2 separate regions of the Homo sapiens genome follow, and region 2 is linked to region 1. A link is a loop called in an ENCODE intact Hi-C map of the cell type or tissue named here. Cell type or tissue: ovary. All regions are shown on one strand.

Evidence for each region. A loop is a pair of places that touch in the nucleus more often than their neighbours do. Peaks named below come from ENCODE experiments on the same cell type or tissue, not always from the same donor. Only the 100,000 strongest peaks of a DNase experiment are listed, where the experiment ranks them.
Region 2: it touches region 1 in a loop (5-fold over the local background); 3 of 110 quality-filtered maps call a loop at or near these places.

What each region holds. Positions count from the first base shown.
Region 1 is chr3:65,898,225-65,906,224 of GRCh38, forward strand. All of the region lies in intron 1 of MAGI1 (membrane associated guanylate kinase, WW and PDZ domain containing 1), which reads right to left. It overlaps MAGI1-IT1 (MAGI1 intronic transcript 1), which reads right to left. Exons shown (of 3, transcript NR_145422.1): 2 at 4,373-4,584. All of the region lies in intron 1 of MAGI1-AS1 (MAGI1 antisense RNA 1), which reads left to right. Among named protein-coding and RNA genes, the nearest start is that of MAGI1-AS1, 8.4 kb to the left of the region's middle. RefSeq lists a silencer at 3,050-3,344 and enhancers at 3,668-4,568, 4,569-5,468. In ovary, no CTCF peak of the experiment used is centred here; a DNase peak (open chromatin) is centred at 4,278; H3K4me3 peaks cover 730 bases.
Region 2 is chr3:66,054,275-66,062,274 of GRCh38, forward strand. No RefSeq gene overlaps it. Among named protein-coding and RNA genes, the nearest start is that of MAGI1, 19 kb to the left of the region's middle. RefSeq lists an enhancer at 1,805-2,327. In ovary, no CTCF peak of the experiment used is centred here; no DNase peak of the experiment used is centred here.

The DNA of each region.
Region 1 (8,000 bases):
CCAAAATCCTACCTTTCTGTGGCATAACATCGAATTTTTATTCATCCCAAATAATGGTCCACTGAACACTTTAAATAAAAGGCGGCTGGGTAGTAGCTTGGAGATAAAGCACTATTTTACAAAACCCTAGGGAAAGGCAGTAATATGGAAGAGTTTAGTGTGGCATCATAAAAAGTAGGCATTTACTTGTAAAAATTAAATGCACACAGGCTTGTTCATTTGTATGTGTACATATGTACGTGTAAAAAAATTATATACACAAATAAAGAAAAACAACAAAACAAAACAAAAGAACCCTGAAATTCAAATTGTTGACAGGTATAGAAAATAGGAGTAAGTTCATGGCTCCTTCATTTGCTATGTCTCATTTCACAAAAGTTCCTATTATTTTGAAACACTTAGTATACAAAGTCCTTCAAAATATACTGACATAGAAAAGCAAATGAAAATGACAGCAACCAAAGGCAAAGTAATAGTTAATAATAATATATTGTATAGTTTCAACTAGCTAGAAGGAAAATATTGAACATTCCCAACATAAAGAAATGATAAATGTTTGAGAAGATGGATATGCTAATTACCCTGATCTGATCACTATACATTATATGTTTTCAAAATATCATATGTACCCCATGAATATGTACAATTATTATTTGTCAATTTAAGTAAATATATTTTTAAATAATTAAAGAAAATTTAAAAAAATTTTTTTTTGAGACTTGGGTCTCACTCTGCAGCCCAGGCTGAAGTGCAGTGGCACAATCTTGCCTCACTGAAGCCTCAACTTCCCAGGCTCGGGTGATCCTCCCACCTCAGCCTCCTGGGCAGCTGGGACTACAGGCACACACCACCACCACGCTCAGCTAATTTTTTTGTAGAGACGGGTTTCGCCATGTTGCCCAGGCTGGTCTGGAACTCCTGGGCTCAAGCAACCCTCCTACCTCAGTCTCCCAAAGTGCTGGTATTACAGGTGTGACCCACCACGCCCAGCCTAAAGGTGTTTTAAGTAATATATTCTAAATGGATATCTTTCAAAACAGAAAATACATTCACAGTGGAAAAAGTAAAATGTGAGGATTCAGCTCCAGGAAAAGAGTCATCAGAGGAAGGAAGTTCATAACTACTCAGGTCCATTTTCTCTTTACAATTCTTACTAATAACATGTCCCATTATGACCATTCCGCTGAAGAAATCAGACTTATCAAGAAATGAAAACAGATCACAGGAAGGCAGGGGAGGAAATGTCAACCTCAGAAAAAACTGAGATCATTTCAGAGGTGCTGACAGATAATGGAAATGCCACCATGGCAAAACACTACCATCCTTTTGTGACATAACTGGGATAAAAATCCCTACAGACAACAATACCAGGGGAATAAAATTAAGAGAGCTGAAAACAGAAAGAACAACTATGACCTATTCTCATGTTTTATGCTGGAAAAATGAATTTGCAGCAAGGGCCTTGGTGCCAATGTTAATTCTCCATACATATGGAGCCCCAAAGATATATCTAATACAGTTTCATATATACTTCTGCTAACTTGCTTACATTCTGAATGGGACTTTCAAAGGGGGATAAAGTTAAAACTGGATTAAGGAACCCAAATTAAAATAAACCCTTCCTGATGCACTAATTTTTCAGATACCATAGAAGTCTTGGTCAAGTCCAAAGTGAGAGTGCTAAGATGGCATTGCACCCACAGAAATACAGATCTTGCTTCCAAAGATGAGGGGAAAGGAACATTTTTCACATATCTTGCAGTTAATCACTTACATACTTAGATCAAAGGGAGTAATCAAAGTTCCAAAAGAATTTCAGATTAGCTTTTACATTATCATGTGTCCCATGATTACAATTACCTGGACCCAAAAAAAAAAACGAGCTTTCTACACTAATGGATTTGTCTTGGGGACAAGAGATAGGCAGTATACACCCATCGTCTTGCTTTGCACGTTATTGCAAGGACACACGCAACATCGTGTCTTTCCTATGTCAGGCATCCTTGGACTCATTAACTCTTAAAAATCCCATCCATCACCCAGGACATAAAAGGTAAAAGTCACAACATCACTAACCAACCTTCAAGATAACTTCTCACTCACTACAATGAACATGATGTGTAAGAGGTAGACAGAAAACACAGTGTTATAATTGGGAAGAGGTGATAAAGGTGTGAGCAAAAATTAAAAGAGTCATGTATTATTTGCCTAGTGTTAGACTTGAAAAAGGGCTTAGTATATGGTAAGCACTCAATAAATGTTCACTTAATCATAATATACTAGTACAGAATTACTTAGCCATATCTGTCTGTCCAACACCACACATATAAATACTCACCATTTGACTAGGTTTTGATGAACTTGAAATTGGCGTGAAGAGGGAGTTAGTAAGAGGCCCCACAAAGAAACACAAAAAGGCAACTGTGGTGAACACCACCAGGTTACCAGATGAATACCCTGTCTCCCCAGTCTTCTAGCCATTTTCTTACCCCTATAGGTTACAAAAGACATACTTTCAGCCATCATTTTCGCATAGAACGCCATTACGCTGGCCACAGGTGCAGACATCTGACCTATTATGAACCATTGAGAATCCTTCTCCCTGGTATTTACAATCAGAACTAAGAGATTCCAGCTTCAGTCTGGATGAACCCTTGAGAGGAAGAAGTATATGCTAGGAGTGTGGACAGCCAGGCTCTGGGAAGCAGATCAGTCTATTTTGAGAGAACAGAAGAATGAAGTAAGAGCGCATTCAGCAGGAAATGAAAAATACCTACAGAAAAACCTGATAAGGTTCAAAGTCTTAGTCCCGGGGTGTTTCCAAAACTGGCCTACACTGGATAACCCTTACCTTGGGTATGCTTCAGATACCCTTACAGTAAACATCCTCTTTTTATTTTTGCTCAAGAGCATTTATACTACTTGCAACGCAGAGCCCAACATAAAGACTATTCCTCTCTAACCAAAACAATCCAGAGACAAGGAAAAAATAAAAGATGACGCCACACAAAAGGAAGAGCAAAATAGCCCAGGGTGGTCTTTCCAATGATGAGGAATCCACCATGCAGGCCCAGACCAGAGACTGGGAGCTCAGAGAAAGTGTATGGATGACATTTCTGTTCATCCTCGGTGGAAGGGTGAGAGTCACGTGGTGACGAAATTGGCTGGAGATATGAGCGTTGTTTTTACAATGTTTTAGTATCTGTGAATACCACATTCTTTTCCTTTCTTGTACAGTCTTGTTTGAAACTCTGGCAAAACGCTGCAAAGGGGAAGCAATTGGAAGTTGGCTGAGATGAAGTTATGTGATTTCAATTAAAAACATTCTCTCACTTGTGGCTTGCTATCGCTGTGGAAAATAAAGAACTGCAACGGCAAGGTTTTTTCCCTATTGAAAATATTTCTGTTAAGCTTCAGAACGGTGAAAATCATTTATCTACATACACAAATAACTTCTGTTCAAGTTATATCGGGGCTCTGGTCCAATCCCCAGATTCTGCGAAAAAGGCAAATTTTGTATAGACTAATTCTACTGTTCTCATTTCCTCAGCACCCTCCACAATTTTGCATGTATACATCCCAGAATGCCTAAAAACTCACAAATGCCTGCTATCCCACAGGGTTCCAATAATTAGCACTTTTACAAGTACATCCTTATTTTGCTGCAGAAAATACTTACGAGGTTTTAAAATTCATTATTTTTTTTAATACATCATTTTCACTACACAAAAAGAACTACCAAGACTGGTCTCCTCAAAAGGATAACATACTTCTTAATGTTTCCCCATGATATTTATTAAACGCTAAGGAATGCAAAAATAACATATATTTGTGAGAGTTCTCTGATATGGATTAATGATCATTTCTAAATATAGCAATAGTAGGGAATAAATGTCTGGATTTGCTTATGTTTACTAAACAATAATCTTACAGGTTGGTATTTTACTGCTTTACAAATACGAGGGAGACAAACAAGCAAAGCTGTAGGAGAGAGAAAACTCTCACATCGCAATTGTGTCTGCCTAGAGAATCAGGTTCCTGAACACTGCTCCCACCTCCAAAGTATCTGACAAGGAGGGAAGCCACAGACTGCTCCCAGTCTGAATGCAAGCCCAACCTCATATAGTAGAATGAAAACAAACTCAGCCAAGATGGTTCCTTAGCAGTAAAATTCGCAGCAATTCAGGAAGATAGCAGCCCCTAGACACGGACTTGAGAACTTGAGAAGGCAGCCACAGCCCAGCCCCTTGCGTATGTAAAGTAAGCTCCTACAAGTCATTCATTCCTGCAGGAAGCACCCCTGGCCCTCCTAAGAATCACAGCAGAAGGGCTAAGTTTTAGCTGTGAAAAGACAGAGCTTGAGCTCTCTTACCTGTACCAGCCTGTGGCTCCCTCCCACTTATTCCAATTTGCGACAGGCATCCAGGGCTCTTCCTGCAACTCTGAACGGGGCGGATCCTGCCAAGTCTCTGCTCGTACCTGAATGCAGGAAACTGAGCATGCTCCCCATCAGGGAGCAGCACTAGGGCAGGACACACGCCATTACCTCCAGCTTGGGAATCAGACCAGATCAGCAGCATCACCCTGCCAACATTACCAGGAAAGCAGAGAGAAAATGAAAATTGCCTTAAGGAGCTTTAACAAAATCAGAAATTAAGGATCAAAAGGAATAGAATGAAAGGGTCATAGGTGTCACTAAATGGCTAGAATGAGAACACCAAGGTCAATCCAGTAAAAATCAGCAGGGGTTCTCAGCTCAAAGTCTTTTTTGGGGGGAGTGGTGGGGAGAGGTATAACTCTGTCACCCAAGTTAGAGTACACTGGCGCAATCTCGGCTCACTGCAGCCTCAACCTCGCAGGCTAAAGCAATCCCCCCACCTCAGCCTCCCAAGCAGCTGGGACTAGGACTACTGGCACACACCAACACTCCCAGCCAATGTTGTTTATTTTTTGTATAGACAGGGTCTCTATGGTGCCCAGGCTGGTTCTGAACTCCTGGGCTCAAACGATCCTCCCACCTTGGCCTCCCAAAGTGGTGGGATTACAGGCATAAGCCACCACAGCTTGAAGTCTTAATATTAGTACAGGAGTGGCAAGTGGAAGCTTGGACTAGGAGTCCTGGGTATGTATCCTGGATGCCGTTTCTAACTCAGGTGTGACTGTGGGCAAGTAACTTCTCTCTAGAGTTCAGTTTCCTCATTTAAAAAACCAGGATAACAGCAATGCCTACTTCCTAGGGCAGCATAAGAATGAAATTTCTGACACACAAAGAGCACTCATGAAATGTTCTTATCAAATGTAATGCAACACACACATACGCACATACACGCATGCCTGCACGTACACACACCTTCTCCAGAGATCAGTTTCCCTAAGACAGAGGGAAAAGAAGGTACTTTCTGAAAGGTTTTGTTTTTATCCTTGCCAGTCAGCTTGATTTACTCAAACTTCCTAAGTGCTTATTTCGATTTGCCTAAAATCAGGCACAGAAAATAATTCTAGGCCAGGCGCAGTGGCTCACACCTGTAATCCCAGCATTTTGGGAGGCCGAGGTGGGAGGATCACCTGAGGTCTGGAGGTCAAAACCAGCCTGGCCAATGTGGTGAAACCCTGTCTCTACTAAAAATACAAAAATTAGCCAGGTGTGGTGGTGCACACCTGTAGTCCCAGTTTCTTGGGAGGCTGATGCAGGAGAATCGCTTGAACCCAGAAGGTGGAGGTTGCAGTGAGCCGAGATCGTGCCACTGCATTCCAGCCTGGGTGACAGAGCAAGACTCTTTCTCAAAAAAAAAAAAGAAAGAAAGAAAATCATTCTAATTTCCTCAAAACCATGTAAATCTAGCAAATTAGAAAGGAGCACAGACTACTTAATCTTTGAGGAAGCTGTCAAGATTGTGCCATAACTTTTTGATTCAGTTCTCAACTTTCCAACTAATTCCAGACAGTAATGAGACACCACTACCCTGATGGCTGATATTTCACAAAATATGCAGCAAGGAGAGCCCATGAGGGCAAGAATGGCCTGGAATGACCAACCCTATGTCAGTTTCTGTTTTGCCTGCTTGACTCTCAGGATTAGAAGGGTGATAAGGTCACACAATCTCAGGCCCCTTCTCACCTACCACATCTTCAAAGAGACATCCACCCTCTGATATATCAAACTGGGTGACAGGAAACTTGGTTCCTGCTAAAACCCCTCCAGTGAATGGCCACTGCCCTTAGAACAAAATCCAAAACCCTGACCACGGCCTTCAGGGCCCTGCGGCCCGGCCTCTGCTGCCCTTCCCAACCCAGCTCCCACTGTTCTACCCCAGACCTACCCTCATCCAACACTCCAAGCTCTGCCCACTTCTAGGATGTAGCTTCCACCATCCCTCAGCCCAGAATGCCCTTTCTCCATCAATCCTATCTCTGGCTTTCTCATTCTCCAGGTCTTAGACCACCCTGGCTAAGACAGATCACCTACCCACCATTCAGTTCACAAGTATCATTGACAAAATAGTGAAGAGTTTAATTGTTTACAGCCTGCCTCCCTCTCCTCACTAGACTGGAAGCTCCAGGAGGTCAGGGCCATATGCTGGTCATTATGTGGATGCAGCACCTGCCACATGGGGAGGGTGACCAGGCACATAAGGTGGTGACTGCCTCTTGAGGCTGCCCATCCCCTCTTTGGACAGCATTTGGAGACAAAGCTTAAGCAGGTAACAGGACAAGAAAACGCCTCATCCTGGAACTTTCTCTGCAATGGAAATCAATATGATTCAACAAAATTAGGTACTCCGTATAGGGGATCTTAACCAGAACCCCACATTACAATACACAGGGGAGCTTAAAAATTATACTAAAAATAAGAATAACACTAATACTGATGCCTATGCTATATCCCCAAGATTCTGATTTAATTGATATTAAATCTGGTTTATGTGATTTAAATGATATGATATTCAGCTAGGGTTGAGAACTACTGTTTTAGAGCACTGCTTCTCAAACTAGTTGTGAGAAAGGACCAGCTGTTTCTTATTTCCCAAAGTATCAAAAGATAATAAAAATTAATGACCAGAAAAAACACAAGCACACCCTACAAAATACAAGACCCAACTTTTAATTATTAAACTCAACAGATAGACAACTGTCTTGTGCAATTACATTTCTTTTTCTTAGCCTGGGCAACCTAGTGAGACCTCATCTCTATGAAATATTTTTTTTTTCTAATTAGCTGGGCATTGTGGTGTACACACCCTGGGTGACAGAGTAAGACCTTGCCTTAAAAAAAAAAAAAAATTCTTTTTCTTATTTTTTTAGAGACAGGGTCTCACTCTGTCGCCCACATCAGTCTTGAACTCCTGGGCTCAAATGATCCTCCCACCTCAGTCTCCCAAGGAGCTAGGATTACACACTCAGCCAATTACTATTACATTTCTAAATTCTAAGTCTCAATTTCTATATTTATACCATTGTGCACAGGTTAACAAAAACAGACTTTGCACCTCAGCTCAGGTCTACAGAGCAAATTTAGAGTACACTACTCAGAAGTTACAGAAAAAGGACAAAATGTAGTCTAACAACTTAGTTGAGGACTGCACTCTACTCAAATTATACTACACAGTAGTAAATGACTACATATCTAGGCAGGAATGCACCACACAGATCAGAACAGACTTTTCATCTGACAGATTTTTGTGGTGCTTTCCGGATATAAGAAAGAGTTCTCCAAGTGTTTTTAAAATACCGAAATAAAAGAGTTTCTGGGATGGTTTATCCACAATTAAGGCATTCTCTTATTAAAAACATAACCTTGCTTTTGCTCACTTGGTTTCTTTAACATCACTATATTTGAGCATGTGTTTTCCATTAGCTAATAATGCAGAAGTGTGTCATTCTTCTCCCTGAAAATATACTGTTACTATGAAGGCACATCTTGAAAATGGTAGCATCTAATAATAAAAAGAATATATTACTCGAAATAGGACTAAACTAGGAAAGGGAGACTGATGGTCTGA
Region 2 (8,000 bases), 160 kb after region 1:
TCAAGTAGCTATCTGGGAGACAGTGTTCTGGGCAGTAGGATCAGCAAGAACCAAGGCCCTGAGATGACAGTCTGCTTGGTGTGGCATGGAAAAGCAAAGTGGAAAACAATAGGCAAATACTCTTACCCTCATGGGGCATAGAGTCTGGCTGGGGAGACAGATAGTAATCAAATATCTGCCTAATAAATGTCTAATTCTAAAGGGACTGTGTGCCAAGCGGAAAATGCAGACATGGCTGGAAGACACTATAAAGACACCTGATCGAATCTGAGGGAAGTATTCCCTTAGGAAATGTAGTTTCAACTGAAATCCAGAGAAGAAGAAGTGATTAATATGGTACTGGAAGAGGCCAGGCCTCCCATAGTTTTGGGATTACAGGCATAAGCCACTGCACCCAGGTTCCTTTTTTTTAACCAATCATCCTCAATATTAAATATTATTTTTAGTATGTATTTCCTAAGAACAAGGATATCCTTTGTGTCTTGTGACAAGAGACAAAATAATTGAGCAGGCATTGAAAGCCCTCATATTCTCAGAAAAGTAGGTTTTTCCAGCAGACATTAAACATACTCCTGCAGGCCAGGCACAGTGGCTCATGCCTATAATCCCAGCACTTTGGGAGGCTGAGGCAGGAGGAACACTTCAGGCCAGGAGTTTGGGACCAACCTCGCCAACATGGTAAAACCCATATCTACTAAAAATACAAAAATTAGCTGGCCATGGGATGTAATCCCTGTAATCCCAGCTAGCAGGGAGGCTGAGGCACGAGAATCGCCTGAATTTGGGCGGCAGAGGTTGCAGTTAGCCAAGATCCTGCCACTGCACTCCAAACTGGTTGACAGAGCTAGACTGTCTCAAAAAAACAACAAAAGAATATGGTACTGGAAGGGTGTTTCCCTTATAGAGGGAAGAGTCTTTGTTCACAGGGGTGAAAAGAAACAGCTCTAGTTTTAGGAAATAAAAGATCCAGTGTCTGACTTGCAGAGAATGAGGGGGGAGGCATCCTTGAGGAGCTGAAAGACAGGAGCAAGGGACAAATCACACAGGATTTCTTGCAGTTTGTATGTAGCTGTTTAAATAAATATGTTTGCCGTCTGCCTTCCCTGCTGGACCAAGCTGGGCAAGGGGTAGGGGGGCAGCTGGGACCCTGTCTTGTTAACTACTGCATGCTAAGTACCTACTCAGAATGTGGCACACAGAAAGGGCACAGTTTGTATTTATTGACTGGCTGACTGGCTGTCTAACAACTCAAACAATCTGACATAACCATCTGAAAGCCTCAATAGTGAAAATGCAGCTTGCATTTTGGGAGTAGTTGGTTCTGCCAGATTCCAGGTTTAGAAAAGGCCAGCAAATTCGGCAGTATTCAAAGCTGTGATTTCTATTTCAAAACCACAGATAGAAGCTGACCAGGACCATGGGGAACTCCTTCCGTGGGGGAAAGGAATCCAAATGGGACATTCATGATACTGAGTTGGGGCAGGGTTTCTATCTTGACTTGGTGATTGTGCATATCATAGATGGGTGCTCCTTTGCTCATTTAATACTTTGTATTAATAAGTGAAATGACCACATGGTAAAACAGTATTCTTTTTTCTTTTTCTTTTTTTTTTTTTTGAGATGGAGTCTCACTGTCACCCAGGCTGGAGTACAGTGGCATGATCTCGGCTCACTGCAACCTCCGCCTCCCGGGTTCAAGTGATTCTTCTGCCTCAGCCTCCCAAGTAGCTGTAACTACAGGTATCGGGGGAAATTCAGCCAGATATCAGGCAAAATTCACCCCTGATATTTCACGTACGTTGTTTTCTATTTTCCCTAAGTGTCGGCCAGTTTGAGAAATAAAGGGACAGAGTACAAAAGAGAGAAATTTTAAAGCTGGGCGTCTAGGGGAGACATCACATGTCGGTAGGTTCCGTGATGCCCCCTGAGCCATAAAACTGGCAAGTTTTTATTAGTGATTTTCAAAAGGGGAGGGAGTGTACAAATAGGGTATGGGTCACAGAGATAACGTGCTTCACAAGGTAATAGAATATCACAAGACGAATGGAGGCAGGGCGAGATCACAGGACCACAGGATGGGGCGAAATTAAAATTGCTAATGAAGTTTCGGCATGCATTGTCATTCATAACATCTTATCAGGAGACAGGGTTTGAGAGCAGACAACCAGTCTGACCAAAAATTTATTAGGCGGGAATTTCCTCGTCCTAATAAGCCTGGGAGCGCTATGGGAGTCTGGGGCTTATTTCATCCCTACAGCTTGACCATAAAAAATGGCCACACCCAAGGGGGCCATTTTTGAGGCCCACCCTCAGGGACGCATTCTCTTTCTCAGGGATATTCCTTGCTGAGAAAAATAATTCATCGATATTTCTCCCATTTGCTTTTGAAAGAAGAGAAATATGGCTCTGTTCCGCCCAGCTCACCGGCGGTCAGAGTTTAAGGTTATCTCTCTTGTTCCCTGAACATTGCTGTTATCCTTTTCTTTTTTCAAGGTGCCCAGATTTCATATTGTTCAAACACACATGCTCTACAATTGGTGCAGTTAACGCAATCATCACAGGGTCCTGAGGCGACATACATCCTCCTCAGCTTACGAGATGACAGGATTAAGAGATTAAAGTAAAGACAAGCATAGGAAATGACAAGGGTATCCATTGGGGAAGTGATAAGTGTGCATGAAATCTTCACAATCCATGTTCAGAGACTGCAGTAAAGACAGGCATAAGAAATTATAAAAGTATTAATTTGGGGAACTAATAAATGTCCATGAAAGATTTACAATCCACGTTCTTCTGCCATGGCTTCAGCCGGTCCCTCCGTTTCATGTTCCTGACTTCCCGCAACATACAGGGAAGTAGTCCCAGTACTTTGGGGGGCCAAGGCTGGTGGATCCCTTGATGCCAGGAGTTTGAGACCAGCTTGTCCAACATGACAAAACTCCATCTCTACAAAAATACGAAAATTAGCCAGGTGTGGTGGCGCATGCCTGTAGTCCCAGCTACTCAGGAGGCTGAGGCAGGAGAATCACTTCAATCCAGGAGGTGGAGGTTGCAGTCACCTGAAATTATACCACGGCACTCCAGCCTGGGCATCAGAGCAAGATTGTCTCAAAAAATAAAAATAAATAAAATATGCTGGTTGGTTGTACTTGTAATGCAGGGACAGAGGCACCCTTCATTCTGCACAGTTTGGTGATGATGGTGTAGGTACAGGGCCTGGTGGGGTGGGGGGCGACTTTTTTTTTTTTTTTTTTTTTGCCACCAAGAGGGGATCCAAGCCTGGGGACAGTGTTAATTTAGAGGAGGCCAGATTGAAAGAATTGAAGAGAAACAGGGGTCAAGCCTGGAATCAAATCACATGTGAAGCATACTCTGCTTCTAGACTTTTCTGCTAGGTAAGGCCCTAGATTCTATTTATTGTTTAAATTGGAACTTCTGTAACTGGTATCCAAATTGTCCTAGCTGGTAAGGGTGATAGAAATCCAGAAACAGTTCTGTGCACTCTAAAAATACAGCAGCATCTATAGAATATCAGAATGAGGGTGGAATTGCTCCAAGATCCATCTTCTTTTAAGTTGTTTTGTTTTTAAGTGAAATCTTCCAAGAGTTTATCCCTTAAATATAAAAATGAAATTTTGACTAAGTAAAAATATGTGTGTTTTTTTAGAAAAATGCCAACCATACAAAGAGGTATACAGTGAGAAGAGGGTATCCATCCTACTCATCTCAGTTCCTCTCTCCAAAGGCAACAGTTTAGTTGTTGCACATTTCCTTGTGTGTACTTTCTAAGATATTCTGTGCATAGATCTTCCCTTTAATTTACACAAATGGTACTATATTACCGTTGCTATTTTTGCTCAGAAATGTATCTTAGAGGTTGTTCCGCATCAGAAAATATTTAAGCTGCTTCTTAAACAGGGCAACATGACCAAAATTTTTCATTCTTCATTTTATTGCTATGAACCCTACCTGTAAATGGGTGGTGGGGGGAATTTGTTTAATCAGTGAAATGAAGCAACAGCAACAAATACCTTCTCAGGTATCTGAGGAAGTGTACTTAAAATTATTAAACAGCTGCAAACTATTTCATTTTTTGGTTCTGTAATTTATTTAACCAAGCTCCTACAGGGAGTCATTTAGGTTGTTAACTTTTTTTTTTTTTGAGATAGGGTCTTGCTCTGTAACACAGGCTGGAGTGCAGTGGTGCAATCACAGCTCACTGTAACAGGAACTCCTGGGCTCAAGAGATCCTCCTGCCTCAGCCTCCCAAGTAGCTAGGACTACAGACACGCACCACCACACCCAGCTAATTTTGAAAGATTTTTATAGAGACAGGGTCTTGCTATGTTGCCCAGGCTGGTTTTGAACTCCTGGCCTCAAACAGTCCTCACACTTTGGCCTCGCAAAGTGCTGGGATTACAGGCTGTAACCTTTAGCTACCATATACAAAGCTGCAACAAGTGTTGTACATGCTGCTTTGTTTGAAAGCTGTATCAACTCTTCTAAACAATAGCCTATGTAAACACAGGCTGTTGAACCAAAAGTTTTAAATTTGAGATGCTGAGTAGAAGAATTCAAAAACTGGGTTTGGTTGCTTAGTTTTTGGCATATAACCCTCTTTTCTCCTACAAATAGATAGATTTCTTTTTCTCATTCATTGATCCATCCATTCATTTATCAACAAATATTTTGGGGCAGTCAGTATGTGCCAGGGAGTATTTTAAGTGCTGATTGTTACCTCCAGGGCCTAATATCACATGCTTATTTAAGAAGCAGGTGATAGGTCCAATGAATGTCTAGTCCTCTGTGGTTATTTAGACCTATTAACACAAGCCACGCAACACATAACAATGTTTCAGTCAGTGACAAATTGCATATACAACATTGGTCCCATTCGATTTTAGTACTGTATTTTTACTATACATTTTCTTTCTTTCTTTCTTTCTTTCTTTCTTTCTTTCTTTCTTTCTTTCTTTCTTTCATCTTTCTTTCTTTCCTTTCTTTCTTTCTTTCTTTCGAGACAGGGTCTTACTGTTTCCTATACTGGAGTGCAGTGGTGTGATCATGGCTCACTGCAACCTCCACCTCACGGGCTTAAGCAATCCTCCTAACTCAGCCTCCCAAGTAGCTGGAACCACAGGTGTGCACCTCCACGCCCAGCTAGTTTTTTTAAAAAAAATTCATCAAGACAAGAACCTCATTATGTTGCTTAGTCTGGTCTCAAACTCCTGGGCTCAAGGGATCCTCCTCTCTCAGTCTCCCAAAGTGCTGGGGTTACAGGCGTGAGCTACCAGGCCTGGCCCATTTTCTATATTTAGATATGTTTGGATACACAGATACTTACCATTCTGTTGCAATTGCCCAGAGTGCTCAGCACAGTAACATGGTGCACAGGTTTGCAGCCTGGGAACAACAGGCTATCCCATAAAACCTAGGTGTGTAGTAGGCTGTTCCATTTAGGTTTTTGTGAGTGTACTCTGCGGTGTGCAAAAAATGAGGAAATCTGCTACCTGTACATTTCTCAGAACATGACCCCCTCGTTAAGCGATGTGTAACTGTACTTAAGAGACTGCCTATGAGAGTTTTACAGTTATTTCAGTACTCAATCTTGGATGTGTACCAGAAGGGGGTCATTTCTATGCAAGATTATTCAATACTTTTAAGTGAAAAAGGCAGTATGAGCCCAACAAATGTATCATTTATTGAGCCTTTACTCTATAGAGATAGAAAGCATTTAATAACTAACTAGATGTTATCTCAGGAATGGAAGTGAGTCCTATAGTTTGTTCCTTAATTCATTGCTACAATATTGTTTATTTTGTGCTTTTAAAAAATATTTAATTTCCTCTTGATTTTTACCAACAAGTATGTAAGAACCAATTTTGGCTCAGTATTTGCCATTTTTTTCTACAGTTGCAATATTCCATTTCATCATGTAATCCTCAAAAATATTAAAACTCTGAGAAAATAAGAAGCATTGATAAGAAAATGATTCTGAACTCTTCCTGTGGCCTAGATGCATGGTTTCTGACAAATTAATGTGTTATTAAAATAACTGACCTATGAGAAAAATCTGTGATCACATTCATTACAACCAGAACTGGAAAGATCTATTAGAAATTGATTTACATCAAGCCCATCTTTATAATCCCTTGTCTCATTCTTTACTTTCTGTTTATGCCTTTGCCAAACTTTAAAATGAAGTATTTGGCTGGGTGCAGTGGCTTACGCCTGTAATCCCAGCACTTTGGGAGGCCAAGGCAGGCGGATCACTTGAGGTTAGTAGTTCAAGACCAGTCTGGCCAACATGGTGAAACCCCATCTCTACTAAAAACACAAAAAATTAGCCAGGCATGGTGACACACACCAATAATCCCAGTTACTTGGGAGGCTGAGGCAGGAGAAAAGTTTGAATTGAGGAGGCGGAGGTTGCAGTGAACTGAGATCGGGCCACTGTACTCCAGCCTGGGCAAGAGAGCAAGACTCCATCTAAAAACATTTAAAAATAAAAACAGAAAAATAAAATTAAATACTTAATCGTGTGATTGTTTCTCTTGTTTCTCCTTGACTGGACTCTGAGCTTCATGAGATCAGTGACTGAGTCTATTTGTCTATCCGTTTTCTCTCTGTGCCTAACACATGGTAGGTGCTGAATAACTATTGGTGGAATTTATTTGGCCATGTGCTTATGATTCAAACATACTAAGGTAAAATTAGTTTGTTTAATGAAATTAAACTGAAACAATAACATGACAAAAATTGAGTAAAACAAGCCAGGCATGGGGGTGCACCCCTGTAGACCCAGCTACTTGGGAGGCTGAGGCAGGAGGATCCAGAACCCAGGAGTTCAAGGCTGTAGCGTGCCATGATTGTGCCTCTGAATGGCCACTGTGCTCCAGCCTCAGAACAGACCGAGGCCTCATCTCTTATAAAAAATAAAGCCAAACAATAATTGAAAATAAAATAGCTAAGTTAGTCACCCAGTGAAAATAAAGGAGAAGCAACATGGCTAGGCCTATGAGTTTCTTTATTTTTTATTCCATTGATAGGAACATTTCCTGCAGCCAAGGGAAAGTAAATTCATTTGTTTAATGGGCAAAATGAGGCAACCACCTTCATAGACTTCTGAGGAAACAGGCTAAAATGATTGTGCTCTGTATAATATCAAAGAAATGTGAGAGAACCCATAATAAAAATGACAGTCTGATACACCCAAATGACCCCTTTCATCTTAAGACCTTGAGACGTTTTGCAAATGATAATTGTCTCTTACATCATCTCCATGAGGTAAGAATTTTCTCTCCATGTATAACTGAGCCTACACAAAGTTATTTCTTTTAAAGTCCCAAGTCATGGCTGGTATTTGAATCCTTCACCTCCTGAGATATGTGTAAGTTAGCATATAAATCACATTGTTAAATGAGGAAAAAACTTTAAATCGGGGCAAAGTTATGTTTGACCAATCAAGAGTCTAAGCTCATTAGGGACTTCAGATTACAAGCAAAAATTCCCCAATGATGAAGAGAAATAGGAATGGACTGGGGGAATTTCAGGATAAAAACCTGTTCAGTTTTACCTTATATTTTAATGACATTTTCAATATTTGGATGGCCTAAGAGATGAATTGACTTCAAAACACATTCTGGAATGGCGGGTGACCTGGTGCCAAAATAAAGAATATCTGACCAAGTATACATTCCCAGGGGAATGATAATAAAACCCTAGACTGGGAGAATGTTTCATTTTATTGCCCAAATTCATGGAAATTCACCATGGCGGATCAAACTTTTAATATTTGGTCACAATGGGACATCATTCTTAATGATACCCAGCTGCAGAGGGTGTGTGCTCGGAATTTTCATTCCTACCTTTGTGCTATTAGGAATGCTGTTTTTTATATGTATGTAATTTTTAAACTTCTTTTCATAAATCATTACAAGTGTCAAGAAAAATTATAAGAATAGTATTAAAAAACTCTCACATCCCTTTTTCATAGATTC